3 separate regions of the Mus musculus genome follow, and regions 1 and 3 are each linked to region 2. Evidence: chromatin loops called from intact Hi-C (ENCODE). Cell type or tissue: heart. All regions are shown on one strand. Each heading gives the region's core, and the rest is flanking DNA. Links, peaks and the distances in the headings are about the cores only.

Region 1 (5,932 bases), core at 293-5,292, 720 kb after region 2:
CATTTTAGAAAGAACTGAGATAGAACTTGTCCAAGCTCACATATGTTCTAAGAGGTAGATGTGAGATTTGAACCCAGGCAGCCTGGTTCCAGGTTCTGCAGTGTTAGATCCTACATTACCATCTGTCTTATGATTTCAGCTCCTCCTCATCCTCTCTTCCCATTTTACAGAGGAGGAAGTGGAAACAGATTATTGCCCAATCTTTTGGTTAAATTCACAGTGCGGCAACCGGCATTACAGACCAGATTCCTACTCCCACTCTATGTTCTTTCCCTGGACCACCCTGCTGTCTAGAGGCCACCTGGGCAGATACATAAGCCCCACCCTTTGCCTCCCCTTCCAACATACAACACACATATATACACACACGCAACCACCCAGTAGGCATTCAGACATTTATACACACACGCAACCACCCAGTAGGCATTCAGACATTTTTGTGGCCAGGCTGGCTACAACCTTCTTTGAAAAGCAGCCAGCTTTTGCCCTCCACCAAATAACTTTGTTTTATTTATAGTCTCCTGCACAGAGCTTTTGAACTGACTGCTCATTCCAGAGAAGATCTTGATAACAACTGCTCCTTGGAGAGGTTTCATAGAAAACAAGGTGAGTAAACACATGGAGCCCTTGCCTGTCTAGCAGAACATTGCTCCTGGGGGTGTTTACAAGTCTGTGTTGGTGTCTGGGTGCAAAGACTTTGAATTCAAAATGGCAGTTTGGACATTTCATTTTTTGTTTTTTAATTCAAAAAGGTTCACCCTTTACCTTCAACAACCTCAAGGCATAGACAAAAGGGAGATGGTGTTTTTATCCAGGAGGTAACTCCCAAATAGGAGTTTTTTTTACTATTTATTGTATTTTCTTTGTTCCCTGCCTGGCTGTTAGCCTAGGATGTTACTGTAGTGACTGAGATGAGTGGGGTGGGGAGCACTTTATGGATTTATAAAGGTTACAATGGTGGAAGGGATGAACAACATTTCAGAAGAGAAAATTGAAAGAGGCAAGGAAGAAAGAGAAAAGGCCCAGGACCAAAAGGGACCCGCAGGCTGGTAGCATCTTCTGACTAGTGTCCAAAAGTACCACCTCAAGAGTGTCTAGGTCTATCATGTGACTGGAATTATTAACACTGATGTTGACCCCCTTGGCTTCACTTGCCGTCACTTGTATCACCTGGGGAATATGCCTCAATTTCCTTTTTGCCAGTGGAAGGAAAATTTCCAGGACCACCATGAGGATTGGCATGAGCCAGGCCTGGGGAATACTATGCCTAATTCATAGAGGGCATGCACTTGTGCCTTCACTAAATGGATCTGTCATTATTGCTTCTGTTGTGGCCTCCAGGCCTAGAAGACATGAAACTGCAGTTCATGAAAGTGAGTCTCTCTGGGGCCTGGCAGGGACAGGTAGCAGGTTGATATTCCTGGCTCTCAAATATTTTCTTTTTTTGTTAATTTCTGCCAGGGACTGTTGTGATCAGAGTACTGGAGTCCTCATAATGACCAATAAAGGAAGGAGGGGCCCTTGCTGAGCCACCCTTCAGTACCTCTATTAGTCCTGCTTTCCTTGTGATGAAATATCTGATTAAAGTAAGTGAAGCAAGCCAAGGGCAGGTGTGGTGGTGCATGCCTTTCAGGCCAGCAGCACTCAAGAAATAGAGGCAGGCATGTCTCTGTGTTTGTCTGAGCCAACCTAGGCTGGGTAACTGGATAGTGTCGCAAAAACAAAACAAAACAAACAAAACAAAAACAAAAACAAAAAACCCCCCAACTCAACCCAACCCAACCCAACCAAACAAAACCAAAAACCCCCAAACAAACACAAAAACATCCCAAAATAAAAAACAATGTAGGGTTTAATTTGGCTCACAGTTTGAGGGTACAGTACAGTTTAACATGGTAGAAGGAGAAGACATGGCAGCAGAAAAGTGAGGCTGCTAGTCACAATGACTGAATCCAGTCAGAAAGCACAGAGAGAGATGAATGCTGCCTTCCCCGTTCATTTAAGCCAGCCCATGGAAGAGGCCACCCTCCTGAATTAAACTAATCTGGAAACTCCCTCAGATATTTCCAGAATTTTCTCACCTAGGTGATTGGTTATAGAATCTGGTCCTCACAGCAAAATAGCCACCATCTTCACATCAGCTGTGCCTGCTTGCAGAAGGTCATCAGGAGCAGGCCTGTTGGCTGTTAACAGTTTCTCAGAGGGGACTCCACCCGGTTCTCCCAGCCATTTGTATGCAATCTACTCTAATTGCACATTCCTCTGGGCCCAGGGAGGTGCTGTAGTACACAGATTGTAGTAGTTTATAGGAGGTTAACTAAAGAAAACTGTATATATGTCTACAGGAAGCTTTCGGTCATAGAAGGGTAGGTTTTTGTTTTTGTTTTTCAAGACAGGGTTTCACTGTGTAGCCCTGGCTCTCTTGGAACTAGTTCTGTAGACCAGGCTGGCCTCAAATTCACAGAGATCCACTAGCCTCCCCTACTCAAATGCTGGGATTAAAGAGTCTTGGGGGGAGGGGGGCGGGAACACGGACAACGACGACGATGATGGTGTGCACTTTCCAGTGCAGCTGCTTTGGAGTCACCCACACTCCTGTAAGCAACCCCCACTCATGCTTTCTAAGAAAGTCCAATAAAGTCATTGGTTCCACAGGTTAAACATTTGGACTAACTCACCCTCAGCACCTGGCATGCAGTTCTATGATACCCCATTTCCTGGGATGGGCCGGCTTTTCTCCCAAGCTCCTACTTATGGAGGTATTAAAAAAACAAAACCAAAAACAAAACCAAAAAAACAAACAAAAAAACCAACTCTTTAAAGCTAAACATCCATGGTCTGTGAACTTCAGTTTTCAAATTCGGGAAACCAGAACCCTGAAGCCTGACTCAGTGAAACTGGAGTCATTGTGAGTTCCTGAGAGGGGAGGACAACTGTTTCCTCCAATTCAGACACCCCCCTCCCCGAATTTTAGCCTGTCAAAAATTCTCCACTTGAGGAGTGGACGAAGGCTTCTTTAGTGGCCTCTGGGGACACGATGGAAGTTCCTTCAGGTCGCTTTGGGTGGATTCTGATGAAAAGCAGTGGGACAAAGGTCCCTAGGTCTCTTCTCAGAGAAGCCACAGACCTTTCGGGTAGACCACTGTCCTGCTGCGCGCTTCCCGCCCCCCGGGGCCACCCTCACGCGAGTGGACTACACTTCCCAGCAGCCCCCGCGGTCAGCGGCGCGGGCGGGAGGGGGCGGCGGTGTGAGAGACGGAGGGGGCGGCGCGCGCCGGGTACGCGCGCGGGCGACCATGGCGCTCGCCCGGCTGGAGCGAGTACTTTAACCCCGGGAGGCGACAGCAGCTGCGGCGGCCGGGGAGCGAGCCTCGAGCGGGCGGGCCCCTGCCTGAGGGAAGGGAGGAAGGGGCGGGGAGAGCTCCTGAGGGAGGCCTGTCGGCCGCGGGCGGGCGGGCAGTGCAGTGCAGCGCAGCACCGAGCGGGGCCCGCGGGTCCATGAGGAGGCCCCGGGACCATGGGCTCCAGGATCAAGTGAGTGCGGCCGGGCGGAGCCGGGCGCGGGGGAGGCGAGGCTGGGCTAGAGCTGCAGGCCGTGGGCCGCGCTTGGGGGACTTGTTGCCCAGACCGGAGGGGCGCCCCGCGTGGAGGCGTCAAGCGGGGAGGGGGACGGTTGCCATGGTGATGCGGGAAGGCTCGGGGACGGGGTGCGTGTGGGGTGGAGGGGCGCGGATGATCAGATGCCCCCTCCTCACCTGAGGGCGGGAACTGCTGACGCGGTGGCTCCCTAGGCGGGATGTACAGAGCCCCAGAAAACTGTCAGACTGCTGCTGGGAGAGGGGAGGTCTCCGGAAGCAAGTCTTCATAAGGGTGTGTTTGGGGGCGACCCCGAGAGTTGGCAGGTCCTGAGAGGTTGCAGCCTGTCTGCGTGAGGCCTGTAATCATTCCAGAAGTGGTGTGAGGTTCTTAGAGGGAGGGGGCTTCTGGGACATTTAAGGCCTGGATGGCCTGCCTGCACAGGAAGGCGCTTTGCCTTTGCTGACTCTTCCTCTTATCTGAGTCTGCACACAAGCCAGGGCCAAAGGCTATGAAGGAAGACACCTTTAGCTGTCACTGAGCACCTGATTTTGAAAAGGTTTTGCAATCCAGTCAGGCACATTCCCTTACTCCTTCTTCATTTGCTTGGAGCCCCTGGTTGAGGCTTCGTTTTCTCGTGAAAATGCTGATACTTGTAACTTAAGTACCCACCGAAACATTAGAAGTTGTCTTTGGGAATTACAACTTTTCTGTGGTCCAATTTGGGTGTTGTTGCCTTGGTCTCTATCTCCCCTCCCAGCTAAGACCAATTCTGGCCACTCCCTTCCTCAGCCCTAGGACTCAGATGCTTACTCTCTTTCTCTCTCTCTCTCTAATCATTAGCAAATGCTCACTTTTTCTCTATGACTAATAGAATTGCTTAAGGACATTGAAAAACAAAGTTGACAGCATAGGCTTTTCTGGAAAACAGCATTCATAAGACACCATAAACCCTCTTATAGGAAAGTCCGTGGAATGTGATTATTTCAGCATTTTGAGAATTGTACTAGGGAAGTTTGAAAGAGGAAGGGCCTCAAGGGCAAAAAATCTAATAATTATTCAAACATTGCATCGCATGTCCAAGTGATGCACATGCAGTGTGACCCTTGCCCAGCTGTTCAGTCTCTTCAGCGGTTAGAGTTCTCATTTACAAAAGGTGTCTTGTAAGTTTTGCAGAAATCCTGTGACACCTGCTGAATGACATTAGAAAAGTTTGCTCATGAAAATGGATGTGGAAGCATAAGAAGACCTTTATTTTATTTTTATAGAAAAGGGAGAAGGTTAGAATATAACACAAGAGTTTGAGAATCTGGGGAGGTAAAGTGATTTAGTTTGTGAACTATTGGGGTTAAAAAAGGAGTTCCAGGCTAAATTCCCCCCTTCAGGTAAGAGTTGTGAACTTGGACTTTCAACAGCATGTAGAAACACTTTCTGGAAGTCACCTCAGAGTTGCAGAGAAAGCACTAGGATGTGTCTTAACTTTCTTGTTCCAGAGAAGTTCAGAGACTTGTTGGACTGGAGGCATCAAGTATTCGAGTGAACATTAAAATAGAACAAGTTCAGATTATGTGTTCTCACTCTTGACAGTAGCAGGTTGACAAGTTTGTTTTGTAAGTGTGTTTGGTGGAATGCATCACTGTACTATCTGAGCACTTGAGTAAGGGAATTTACCAAAGCATGAAATTGCATTAAGTGTGAAATTAGTATGAAGAATGGCCTTATTAATCTTCAAACTAGACTGCTCAGTGGTTAAAAGAAAAAAAAGAAAAAGGTCTGGGAAATATGTTAGCCTGTGGTGAGATTGAAAGAGAATATGAAAATAGGAGTTATGAAAATTAGTTGTGACTATAGCAAGTGTTAATTGTGCAGTTTCTGTTCATAGCTAGGAGTATGGATGGACAGGAGATAAGGGGATAATCAATTTAGGTACCGCCCTTGTCGTTGGAGAAAACAGCTTTGGTTGCTACTGGCCATTCTGTCAGGCAGAACAGAAGGTGGTCAGGGTATTTATTTGGCTGAAGTGAAAGCTAAGTGTGCAGGCCCCTTTGAGTAAGTAGGTAGTAGGTTGTTGGGGGGCAGACTGAGCATTCTCTAGACCTTTCTTTCTTTTGCTTATCTCTGATGTCTTGTGCCATTATAAGGGCAATGTAGATCAGATCTGGGTTCAAATTCCAGCTCTTTCTCATGCTATGTGTTTTTTGTTTGTTTGTTTGTTTGTTTTTTGTTTGTTTGTTTTTTCTGAGACAGGGTTTCTCTGTATAGCCCTGGCTGTCCTGGAACTCACTTTGTAGATCAGGTTGGCCTCTAACACAGAAATCTGCCTGCCTCTGCCTCCCAAGTGCTGGGATTAAAGTAT
Region 2 (5,932 bases), core at 426-5,425:
AAATCCTCCCTGGGGGTTTTGGATCCAGGACCAGATACAGTCACATCTCACCTTATTCTACAAACCCTCTAGGACAAGAGCCTGACTTCTGCCATAGAGATAATGAAACTGAGACAGAAGGGAAATTACTTGCCCAAGGTCACAAAGCTACAATTCAGAGCTGCCTTTCAAATCCAAGCCCTCTCTACAATCCCCTGCCCCTCCTACAACCCGGGCCCAAGTTTTGGAGTACACCTGCTGTGTGTTTAGTGGTACACCTGTTGAGGTGGTAAGACCAACATAGTTGTCTCTATCATTTAAGAATGCTGAGGTTCGGGCTGGTGAGATGGCTCAGTGGGTTAGAGCACCCGACTGCTCTTCCGAAGGTCCAGAGTTCAAATCCCAGCAACCACATGGTGGTTCACGACCATCTATAATGAGATCTGATGCCCTCTTCTAGTGTGTCTGATGACAGCTACAGTGTACTATATAATAAATAAATAAATCTTTTAAAAAAAAAAAAAAAAAAAAAAAAGAATGCTGAGGTTGAGAGAGTGTATGACCAGCAGAAGGTTAAAGCAGGTTAGACAGTGCCTGTGTGGATGCACAGCAGCTTTCTATTTCCACACTCTGCTCTTCCACAAACAATTCCCAGCACAGGCCTGAGACCACCACCACCTAATGTCCCCCTAAACCTCTTCACTATTCTCTCCTAAGACTCACATGAGGGTCTATAGACTGAATGCAATGATTAGCACCTGATAGGGACTCAATTACTACTTCCATCCTTCTCCCTACCTGGGCCTGACATCTGCTAGGGTTTCACTCTCCTCTGCTAGCCTCCCTTCTCCCAATCCCGAGAGGTACACTCTCCATAGTAACAAGGCTTCTGACACTGCCATGAGTGTAGAAGCAATCTCTTCTATAAGCTAAGCCAATGCCTCTAAGCTGCCTAAGAAAGAAAGAAAGAGAGAGAGAGAAGAAAAAACAGCCAGGGACTTCAGCAAGGCCCAGCAACAACACCAAAGCAGAAGCTGACAGATCCCAGTCTCTTCATCAATATAATTAGGATTCTGGCCCAAATGCATCGTTCTGGAGCCTTGTCAACAGTACCTGCACATAAACCAGTCAGTACCCTGCACCATTCTAAAAACCAATCTTCCCTCTAGGGGCCTTCTCATGACCCAATTTAACCATCAGAATGGTGCAGGAAATAAGTTTGAAATCTCCACATTTCAAAAACATATTCTTGTTCAGTCTAAAAGGGTTGTTTTCAAGATATATTAGAGGAGCACTATAGGACTCCTCCCAAAAGCGGTACACCTGACTTCCCAGGCTGAGTCAACTGATTAAACAGCCAGAACCTGATTTATATACAGCAAGAGCCTCCAACCCTACCCTGGCAAGTGCGGGGGAGGGGTACACACTTCCTGTCAAGCTATTTGAATAAAGAAAAAAAAAATCTTCCTGTGAGAATAAATCAGTTTCCTGTGGTGCTCAAACTGCTAAGAGACCAAGCCAGCTGTGACAATCACCTCTATTTTTACTCTTCTGTTCTAAATGCTTGTTTTCTGTGGCCACCAGCAGTCATTTTCAGTCGTGGGGAGCCACTTTTACATTTGACACTGTATGGTGTTTTTGAGCTCTGAATCACTAGCTTTTTCCACGCTTTCTGCACAAGGCGGTTAATGGCAGAGTCGCATTACTTGTTGAATGTACTTGGTCCATAAAGGCGCAAAACCCAACGTGCTGAGGAAAGTGGCGACAGGTGAGAAAAGGTAGCAGGCCATATCACACCTGAGGGCTGGACCTTAAAGCACACCTCCCCCACCTCCGCCCTCTAGTCAGTCTTCCTCCAACCATCCACCCACCTATTTTCACGCCGGGCTACAATCGGGCCCAAGAAAGCCAGTTAGACAAGCGCAGTAGGGCAGTGGCCCTGGCTGCTCAATGAATCCAAGGTGGTTCACCTCGGTCCCTCCTGAGGGCAGCACCTGGGAATGACCCCGCTTACTATAAGGAGGGATAAAGGGATACCAAGGCCGATGCACGGACACCCAGAAGGATGCGGAGCGCAGCAGAGCAGAGGGAGAGGAGCTCCAGGGCTGCGCTGCTGAGAAAGGCGTAAGGCCAACCACAGACCGGGAGAACCTGGGACTGACAGGAGCCGGGAGGGGCTGGGGTTGGGCGGAGGACCGGGAGACTGGGGCTGGGGTGATCAGGGTGCGAAGGCCGAGCCGGGCCGCCGCGCCGGGAAGGATATTGCCGCAGGAGCCCGTCTACCTCGCAGGGGTCGGGGCCTGGCTCGCCCGCCGCCGCCGCTGCCTCTTCGTGCTCGTCTACGAATTTGTTCTCGTCAAATTCGTCGATATCCACGCGGCGGAAGCGTGAGGACAGTGTGTTCCGGGCCATGGCGGGAGCGCGGCGGCCACTCAGCCGCCTAGGCTTCGCTCTTTCCCGGCTCCCCTCCGCACCGGCTCCGCTTGGGGGCGGGAAGCGGCCGCCAGGCACCGCCTCCCCTCCTCCGCGCGCAGCCGCCGTCGCCCGCCCACTTCCGGGATGCGCCGGAACCGGAAGCTCTTGTGGGCGGAACTGCGCCGTGGGATCGTGGAATGCTGATGAAGTGGTGTCAGGCGTTGCAGCCGTAACTCTGTCCTCTCCGAAGCCGGGCTGCTGGTATAGCCAGCGCTTCTGTCCGCTCCGGAGGAAGAAATCTTAGAGCTAAGGGATGGCAGGGAGTGACGCGCAGTGCCGGAGTCTCTTAAGCACTGACCCACAAGAGGACCCACTTTGTTAAAAGTAAACGGCTTTAAAGGCGTTGATGTGTAACCCAGGGGCTGGCAGGACGCTTGATAACATCCTTTCTTGAGGATGTAACGACTCCTGCGGGCGTTCCGAAAATTAAAGAGGATTCTGTGGCCACCTGTACTCCTGACTGAAGAGGCATATTTTAGGAGGCGAAAGCTGCAGAATCCCCAGGATTCTTTCTATTTCAGACGTAGGCTAAAATGAATCTTTTCTTGTAACTATATGAAAACTATTTAATAAAAAATATTAAAAAAAAAGAAAACTATTACATTTTAACCTAGTAGAACTCGAGCAAAAAAAATTAGGTGAGACATGGTTTTGCTCCTGCTACACATAGCGAGTAATGTGGCACATGCCTTATTCCAGCCCTTAGGAAGCAGTGGCAGGGGGTTCTTGTGAGTTCTAGATAGTTTTGACTACATAGTTCTAGATCAGCCAAGACTACAGAGTGAAACCCTGTCGGGAAATTTAAAAAAGAAAAAAAGTGCTATTCTTGGAGACCTGGGTTCAGTTCCCAGCATCCACATAGCAGCTCACAGTGCTCTGCGACTCCACCTCCAGGGAGATCCAGTCACCTCTGCCGGCACAGCACATACATGGTACATGTAAAATTTAAAAATGTAAGGGCTGTCTTAATTACATCAGGGATGGCAAAGTACAGTGCCTGTAAGTTTTTTGTCTTCAAAGATGGGGAATGTAATTGGGAATTCAAAAATATTGTGAATCCTGGGTTTAATCCTAGCACTACAAAAAATGTCCAGAAATATGATGTATATTTGTAACTCTAGTAGAATCCTGGTCATCTTTAGACTTCCATTTAAAACTAATCCACACTCGGTTCATTTCTCCTTATCCCATTTACAAAAGGCTTATTCATTCTATCCAACCAGTATCCCCATCCTGGGCCTGAAAAGCATTAAACCCTCAGAGACCTTCAAGACTGGCTCTGGAAACAGGCACACAAACACATGGCTTAACTCAGCTTGGTACTTAAGAGCACTTAGGATACAAGGGTACGCTGCTACACTTGGGATGGGAGGTGACTAAAAAATGTTCATTACAGTACCTTTTTTGTTTTTTTGGTTTTTGGTTTTTTGTTTTGTTTTGTTTTGTTTTGTTTTCTCGAGACAGGGTTTCTCTGTATAGCCCTGGCTGTCCTGGAACTCTGTAGACCAGGCTGGCCTCGAACTCCGCCTGCCTCTGCCTCGCGAGTGCTAGGATTAAAGGCGTGCGCCACCACGCCCAGCTTTCATTACAGTACCTTGAGTACCTCTTCTATCAGCATCAAGTCATGAACAATTGAGAAACTGCTGGAAAAATGGGCAGCTGCTGAATGGAGCTTGGCAAAGAAAGGGCTCCAATTGGTCAGTTTGGTCAACTCATCACACAAACCCAACATCGTCTGCTTTGTTCTGATCTAGATGCTAGCGGTCTGTCTGGGACTGTAGGCAAAGGGTCATGTGCACTTTAACCATGTTATAATTTCCCCAATCTTTACATATCAGGTCTTGGCTGGGAGCTTTGCAGGTTTTCAGTTTAGTTCCTCTAATCCTCAAAGATACACTAACCGGAGACGCGAAGGGACTTGCCAAGATATAAACTGGTACTAGCAATAAAGCAAGACTCTGTTTCGGAGCTTTTATTTATTCTTGTATCAGTGCCGGGAATGCACACAGCTTTGTGCATGCCAGGGAAACACTACCACGGAACTAAGCTACCAGCACGATTTGGAATCTCTCTGGAGACGGTTTCATTAATATATCTTGGTGTAATAAAGAAGGCTTGAACTCCGGATCCTCCTTTTCCACTGCCTGGGCGCTGTGACACCGTGCCCAGACCTAAAGCAATAATCAGAAATCCCACAAAAGTCTGGGGATGAGATTTGTACTACTACATACCATCTCCGCAAATTCTTGCTGGATGACTTTATTGTTACCCTTGCCAGGTGGTGGCGCACTTTGGATACCAAACTTGGGTACAAAACAAGTCCAGGAGATAGGTAGGTAGGTAGGTAGATAGATAGATAGATAGATAGATAGATAGATAGATAGATAGATAGATAGATAGATAGATAGATAGATATGGAGGCCTTGTATTTAAAAAAGAAAAGAAGAAAAAAAGGATAGCGAGATGGTTAGGTCGAACCTGACCACTTGCGTTCGACGTTCGAGCGCCGAACAGTGGAAGAAGAGAACTCCCACAGGTTGTTCTCCAACCTCCATGCTCGCTGGCTCTCTCACATACACTTGCGAGGCATTGTGGCACTTGTACTGTCAGCATTAGGAAGCGATTTAGAATAAGACCTTGTCTCAAACTTTTAAAGAAAACCCTCACACCTCATGCCCTCCGCACCCTGACACCACCCGCGGCTAGCTCAGCCCCGCACAGACCAGAGAACTTCAAGCTTCCGAATAAAACCGAGGGAACAGAAGAACTGCAGCCTTCTCTGCGCTGCCTCCAGCCAGCCCGGTGTTGCTCATCGCGAGACTCAGTTTCCCCAGCTGGGTCGCTTAGAGACCAGCCAACCTTAGGAAGGCAGGACTTCCGGGAAGCGGAGGGCACCACGGCCGCGGCTGCGCAGGGGCGGAGCGGGCCTCCCAAACCGCGACGCTATTGGCCGTGCCCGGCGCCACCCGGCAGTAGTTGAGGAAGTCGGCCCCGCCCTTTCCTCTTTCTCTCGAACCAGGCTGCTTCAGCCGTGAACAACGCCGAAATGGTGAGGCTGCGGGAATCGGGTGCCATCGGTCGCCGGGGACACGTGGGGACAGTGGCGCGGGGCGCGGGGCGGACGGGGGGAACTCAGAGAGCAGCGGGGGCCGGCTCAGGCTGCCCGCCCTCGCTTACGCCGCGGCCTCTGGCGCACCGTCCCTCCTGGGTCGGCCGGGGACGAAGCGGGAGCTCCGTGACCCATAGAGTCGCTCCTCATTGCAGGCCAAGATTAAGGCTCGGGACCTGCGCGGCAAGAAGAAGGAGGAGCTGTTGAAACAACTGGACGATCTGAAGGTGGAATTGTCCCAGCTTCGGGTCGCCAAAGTGACAGGCGGCGCCGCGTCCAAGCTCTCCAAGATGTAAGTGGGCCTTGAGGTCCCAGCTGGGTGCTTCCCCTTCCCTGCCTTGGCCCCTTGAGCCATTTCCCCTCGACTGT
Region 3 (5,932 bases), core at 293-5,292, 350 kb after region 2:
CTGGCAAAGTTGTGATGAAATCAGTAAATATACTTAGGTACTGCTACATTGAAAAATAACACAGCCCTCTTGGAGATTGATGGAATAGCATTGATAGTACTAAAGATGCTACAGTCTTTGATGCTGGGGATTCACACTCTATGGTAAATGCTTTGTGCATAAAAGTAGTGATAACAGAGCTGGAGAAATGCTCACTGGGTAAGAGCACTTGCTACTCCTAAGAGGACCCAGGTCCCAGAATCTACATGGCACCTCACAACCATCTGCAACTCCAGTTCCAGGGGATCTGATGCCCTCTTCTGGTCTTCCCGGGTATTACATGGACATTATATTATATATTATACTACATACATGCAGGCAAACATAAAATATTCATACCCATAAAATAAGAATAAATAAAACATTTTCTAAAAGTAGCAATCAGGATATTCTCTACAACTCTAAAAAATATGGTAGGTTCAAAGCTGGGAGGAATTTCTCAGTTGGTATAATATTTACATTGCAAGCACAAAGGCCTGCATTTGCTCTCTAGGAATCACGAAACATCCAGGCAAGCCAGATGGTGATGGTACATGCCTTTAACCCCAGCACACAGGAAAGAGAGGCATACAGGTCTCTACTCTACAGAGTGAGTTCCATGATGGACAAGGGCTACACTGAGAAACCCTGTCTCAAAAACAAAACAAACAACAACAAAACAAACAACAATAAAATCAACATGGATTTGTAATCCTTGTACTGGGGAGACAGAGAAAGACATGCCCCCTTGGATTCATTGACCAGCTAGCCTCGTCTAACTGTACCTCCAGATCTATGAGACACCCTGACTCAAAAGAAGTGGGCTCTGTTCTTGAGGATGACACTCAAGGTTGTCCTCCAACTTCCGTATGCACACACATGTGTGCTTGCACACACACACACACACACACACACACACACACACACACACACACGTGCATTGAAAAATGTAGCTCTGTAAATGCCCTGTAAATACACTGTGATATGTTCACTTGAAGAAATAACTAAGCCATTAAAAATGAAAATGATCGCCGGGCGTGGTGGCGCATGCCTTTAATCCCAGCACTTGGGAGGCAGAGGCAGGCAGATTTCTGAGTTCAAGGCCAGCCTGGTCTACAAAGTGAGTTCCAGGACAGCCAGGGCTATATAGAGAAACCCTGTCTCGAAAAACCAAAAACCAAAAACCAAAACCAAAACCATGAAAAATGAAAATGATCAAGACAACATAGTGCCAAGGATTGCAACCTATTCCTGTCATCCCAGCACTTGGGAGGGAGAGACAGGGGGATTGCCATAACTTGGAGACCAGCCTGATCTACAAGGAAATTCTAGACCAGCCAGAGCTACACGGTGAGACTTGTCTCAAAAAGGCCCTAAACCAAAACACAGTGTGATAAAGAAACTTCAAGTGGCCACACAGTAAAAGAACAAAGTAGGAAGCAAGAATTAAACCTCTGTGTGATAGAATTGCAACTAAATACAACTTCGCATGGGTTGGGGCAGATACTGAGGCTGCTGACCCAGCATTTGATGTTACTGCCCTCCTCCTTATCCAAGAAATGTTGATTTTTCTCAGCCTCCCTCGCAGTTTTGGGTAGTTCTTTTACCTCTGAAGTGGAACCCACAGGTTTTTGTGTGTGTGTAGGGGGCTAGACATTAGGGAAAATACTTTTTTGTCCTGATAAAGTGGGTTATCACAGCCTCAAACATCAGCTCCTCCAAGTCCTCCACCCCCACCCTGAATTCTAGTGCGATGCCCAGAGTTTCAGTAGCTCTTGTGACTGCAAACTAGAAGCGTGTCCAAAGGTGATCTATCTGGGTTGATGGAGCAGCAATATTGGTATTATAGACTCTGAATTCCTGACACTGTGGAGTGGCTCCCCCCCCACACCCCCGCTCACCTACCAATGAGGAAAGTAAGTCCCCATTCACTTAAAGCACTGTGACAGATATAAATGGGTGGTGTCAAGATGTAGAGCCAGGTCGACTGTGATTCAAATATCATTTTCCATAATCTTGTATTGTGTGGTTCTAGGCAAGCCCTTCTGTGCTTTGACACTACGTCAGGTTTTTCCTTCTTACATTTATTTTTATTTTATTTTATTTTATTTTATTTTATTTTATTGAGTGTATGGTGGAAGAGTGAAAGTGTTTCAAAATGAAGGGAGGGAGGGAGGGAGGGAGGGAGGGAGGGAGGGAAAGAGGGAGAGAGGGAGAGAGGGAGAGAGGGAGAGAGGGAGAGAGGGAGAGAGGGAGAGAGGGAGAGAGGGAGAGAGGGAGAGAGGGAGAGAGGGAGAGAGGGAGAGAGGGAGAGAGGGAGAGAGGAGAGGGAGAGAGGGAGGCCTTTCCCATGCTGGGACGATCCATGCCTTGGGAAGGAAGGCAGCCAAACGTGTTAGTGTGTAGTCATTTGTGGTGTTTTATCCAAAAGACTTTGGTTCTGGCCTCCCATTTTATTCTCAAAGGGCAGTCTGGGAGCCCTCCTCCTCCATTATTGTTCCCCACTGTGGTGCGTGCGTGTGTGCGTGGGTTATGAAAAACAGAAGGCAGGAGGAACTGGCCGACCTCCTTATCGCTTAAGAGTTTTAAGATGTGCTCTTACATTTATTTTTATCTTTTATGTGTATGTATGTGTCTGTGTGAGTGAATGCCACATATGTGCAGGTATCTGAGGAAGTCAGAAGAGGGCGTCATATCCCTTGGAACAGAGTCACAGGTTGGCTGTAAGGCAAAATATGTGTGTGCTGGGAACCCAACTCCTGTAGTCTGGAAGAGCAGCAAGTGCTCTTAGCCACTGAGCCCTCTCCAACCCCCATATATCCAGCTTTTGATGGTAGACCCTACAGATATGGATGTGTTGTACTAACTGTAAAATAATAGTCAGGATCAGTCTCTGAACTGAAACCATATCTGTGGCCAGGTCTAGTGACGTCTGCTTGCTACCCAGAAGCAGGAGAGTGGGAAGTCCAGCGTCAGCCTAGGTTACAAAGCAAGACTGTCTCTCAAACAACAACAAAAGGGAAGGGATGAGGGGAGTCAGAGGAAAAGCACAGAAGAAGAGAAAAAAAAAAAAAAAAAAAAAAAGACCACAGAGTTGGAGGCCAGTGACCAGCAATGGTCTGAGGACAGCTGTACCCTCTCTGCGGCTGCAGGAGGTGGCGGCAGGTGGCGCTGGTGGCGCGCGGCTGAGAGGGGCGCGCGGTAGCGGGCTCTGGGGGAGGCTCGGCAGCCACGGCTGTGACTCCGGGTAAAAATAATCAGGGAAGGCCAGCTGCTTCCTTGTCAGCAACCAAGAGGGAAATAAAGCTCACGTCCCCTCCAGCGAAAACCTGCTCTCCTGGTCCCCTGGCTCCTGCCACCAACTGCTCGACGGCCGCGTGCCAATCCGGTCTGAAAGCCTGCAAGCCATCCCGGAGAGGCTGGTTCCAACTTCATCACTGTTTCTTGGACAGCACGAGGGCGGGGGGTGGGGGAGGCGGAGGAGAGAGCTGGGCGTCCCCAGCCACTGGCCAAGGCTTTTTTTTTTTTTTTTTTTCTTTCTTCAACCGAGGCTAGGGCTCCGACTGGGTATCTCCAGAAATGGGCAAGGTACCCCTCATTGTCCCCAAGTCCCTCCTCTTGGCTTTGCACGTTTTCAGTATATCCTACGTTTGCTTTTATCTCCCTGCATGGAGGTCCTGAGAGTCCATAACATTTCTGGTGCTAATGGTTCTGGAATCTAGTGCCCTTCAAGCAGAGGTACTGGTCTCTGTGAGGACCAGGGAAGTCTGGTAACAGAGTAGTGTCCCCTCTGTTCTTTCAACCCTCTCCAACACACTGAACCCCCTCCAGCCTACTAGGTCCTGAGCTGCTGCCTGGACCTCCAAACCTCCATACCCCCACATAAACCTGGCATACTAGCCCGTGCCTGTAATCTCAACCTAGAAGAGATGAAGACAGGAGGATCCGAAGTTCAAGATTATCTTATATAAAGAGAGTTCGAGGCCAGTCTGGGCTGTATGATAACCCTTTAAAAAAAAAGTTGCTCTTTTTTTGGTTTGTTTTTGTAAGAAAATAATGGGAGCTGAAAATGATGGCTTAGTGGTTAGGAGCACTGGCTTTTCTTCCAGAGGACCCAGGTTCAATTCCCAGCACCCACAGCTTACAACTATCTATAACTCCCGTTCCAGAAATTCAGCACGCTAATACAGACATACACTCAGGCAATGTACATTTTAAAAAAATACATAATTTCATATGTCACAGTTACTCTCAGCATTCAGTACATTAATTTGCTGTCTGGATCTGTCACCTCAGAGCAGGAGGTTGTACCATAGAGCAGAGTGGTGCCAGCTAACCCATCTGGGCTTGTGTGTGAGTACTGTGATGTCCACACAATGACAAAAATCCCCAAACGATGTGTTTCTCAGAACCCGCTGGTCTCCCATGTGAACGTGTGACTATACTCACAGGATGCAAATGCAATTTTAATTGATAAAATATTAAATAAGTGAAAAATAAATAATAGAAATTAAAAGCTGTTTTTTCCTGCCTTAGTCTTTTAGGGATAGTAGCCCTGTCCTGATCTGGGGAAAGTTGTGCATTGTCTACAGGGAAGCTAATTCTGGGCTCATGGTCCTAGGCAGGAACCCGGAGGGTTGTCTACTGATAGACTCTTCACCAGTTAGCCCACTGGAGACAGGCGTGCAGGGTGGAGTTCTGAGCCGGAGGGAGGTTTCTATTTCACCGGTTCAGTACTTTGGACATCTGATCCATTTGTTTCTGGCAGGTTTGTTTGTTTGTTTGTTTGTTTTTACATTGCCCCAGAGAAAGCTTGTCACAAGGACCAAGGGCTTCACTTCATCCCTGGCTGAATGCGGTGGAAGCTGTTGAGGTGGACATTTTGGAGGCTAAGTAAGTGGAGGGAGAGGGCAGGGAAGGTTTGGGGAAAGAGCCAAGGCAGAGGTGAAGGAGTTGGGGTGGCAGATCAAAGAGAAACCAAGTGGTCACAGCTGGAGCTGCAGAGGTAGGCTTTGACCCCAGTGTAACTCTAGGAGTGCCTGGAGGTGCTGGCTTGAATGTACTCTCAGGAGGTGGCCTTAGAGTCCCTGGTCCTTGTCCTCTTGACCCACACCTGTTGGCTCCAGTGACCTTCCCTGGAAAAGTCAGACTCATACCAGAGGGCTCCTTCGTGGTCTTAGCTCAGGAGCCCCTCTCCAAAACAGACTCTGTCGTGAAGGGAGAGTACGGGTGTGTGAGCTATTTGAAATAACTATTGAAGGTACCCATCACTCCCTACGAAGACAACCCACTCACACAGACAACCCACCTACCTCTGGAGAATTCCCCTTCTCTCTGACGTCTGGCCAGGACAGCAAACAGGTTGCACAGAATTCATCTGATCAGTCCCGAACCATAGTGTGATCTGTGCCTTTCAGACCTCTATCTGGGAGGCCTTTTGGGTGAGAAGAGCAGAGCCCCTAACTCTAGGGCTTCAGAGTTAAAAAGATGTGACGACAGGGGCCACTTGTGATCAAATAATAAAAAAACTTGAAATACAAATGAGACTTAGCACACAAACACACACACTTTTTAATGATTTAAAAAAAAAAGTCTGGTGATGGTCAATCCTAAGCACAGTGGCTTACGGAGGTGTCTGGGCGTTTGGCTAGGGGCTGGTAAGGAGCTCTGCCTAAAACAGCCGTAACATGGCGGTAGCTTCCTCCTCCTAGGTCATCCGCTCTCAGGATCCCACTTTGCGATTGCTGAGGACTTATGTGGATCCTGCTTTATGCCACCCCAGGGAAATGGAGAGGCTTAGGGAGTGTCTGGACCTTTGAGTACAGCGGTATAAATGAACAAAACAGGATTTGGAGGTCCTGTGAGAAGGCTCAGTGGGTAAGGTGCTTGCTGCCAAGCCCGATAACCTCAGTTT

Evidence for each region. Hi-C counts contacts between places; a loop is a spot of excess contacts. Peaks named below come from ENCODE experiments on the same cell type or tissue, not always from the same donor. Only the 100,000 strongest peaks of a DNase experiment are listed, where the experiment ranks them.
Region 1: it touches region 2 in a loop (3-fold over the local background); 2 of 42 quality-filtered maps call a loop at or near these places.
Region 3: it touches region 2 in a loop (2.3-fold over the local background); 10 of 42 quality-filtered maps call a loop at or near these places.

The regions. Positions count from the first base shown.
Region 1 is chr2:38,284,715-38,290,646 of GRCm38, reverse strand. Dennd1a (DENN/MADD domain containing 1A) reads left to right here and starts at 3,263. Exons shown (of 23, transcript NM_001362973.1): 1 at 3,263-3,534. The coding sequence starts at 3,518. In heart, for the core only: a CTCF peak has its summit at 3,393; a DNase peak (open chromatin) is centred at 3,336; H3K4me3 peaks cover 1,853 bases; H3K27ac peaks cover 1,567 bases.
Region 2 is chr2:39,004,655-39,010,586 of GRCm38, reverse strand. It overlaps Arpc5l (actin related protein 2/3 complex, subunit 5-like), which reads right to left and starts at 2,448. Exons shown (of 4, transcript NM_028809.1): 1 at 2,243-2,448. The coding sequence starts at 2,391. Rpl35 (ribosomal protein L35) reads left to right here and starts at 5,456. Exons shown (of 4, transcript NM_025592.3): 1 at 5,456-5,503; 2 at 5,719-5,855. The coding sequence starts at 5,501. In heart, for the core only: CTCF peaks have their summits at 2,278 and 2,479; DNase peaks (open chromatin) are centred at 1,396 and 2,526; H3K4me3 peaks cover 4,071 bases; H3K27ac peaks cover 2,520 bases.
Region 3 is chr2:38,655,945-38,661,876 of GRCm38, reverse strand. No RefSeq gene overlaps it. Among named protein-coding and RNA genes, the nearest start is that of Gm36744, 13 kb to the left of the region's middle. In heart, for the core only: a CTCF peak has its summit at 3,187 (motif pointing right); a DNase peak (open chromatin) is centred at 3,286; H3K4me3 peaks cover 753 bases; H3K27ac peaks cover 349 bases; H3K27me3 peaks cover 564 bases.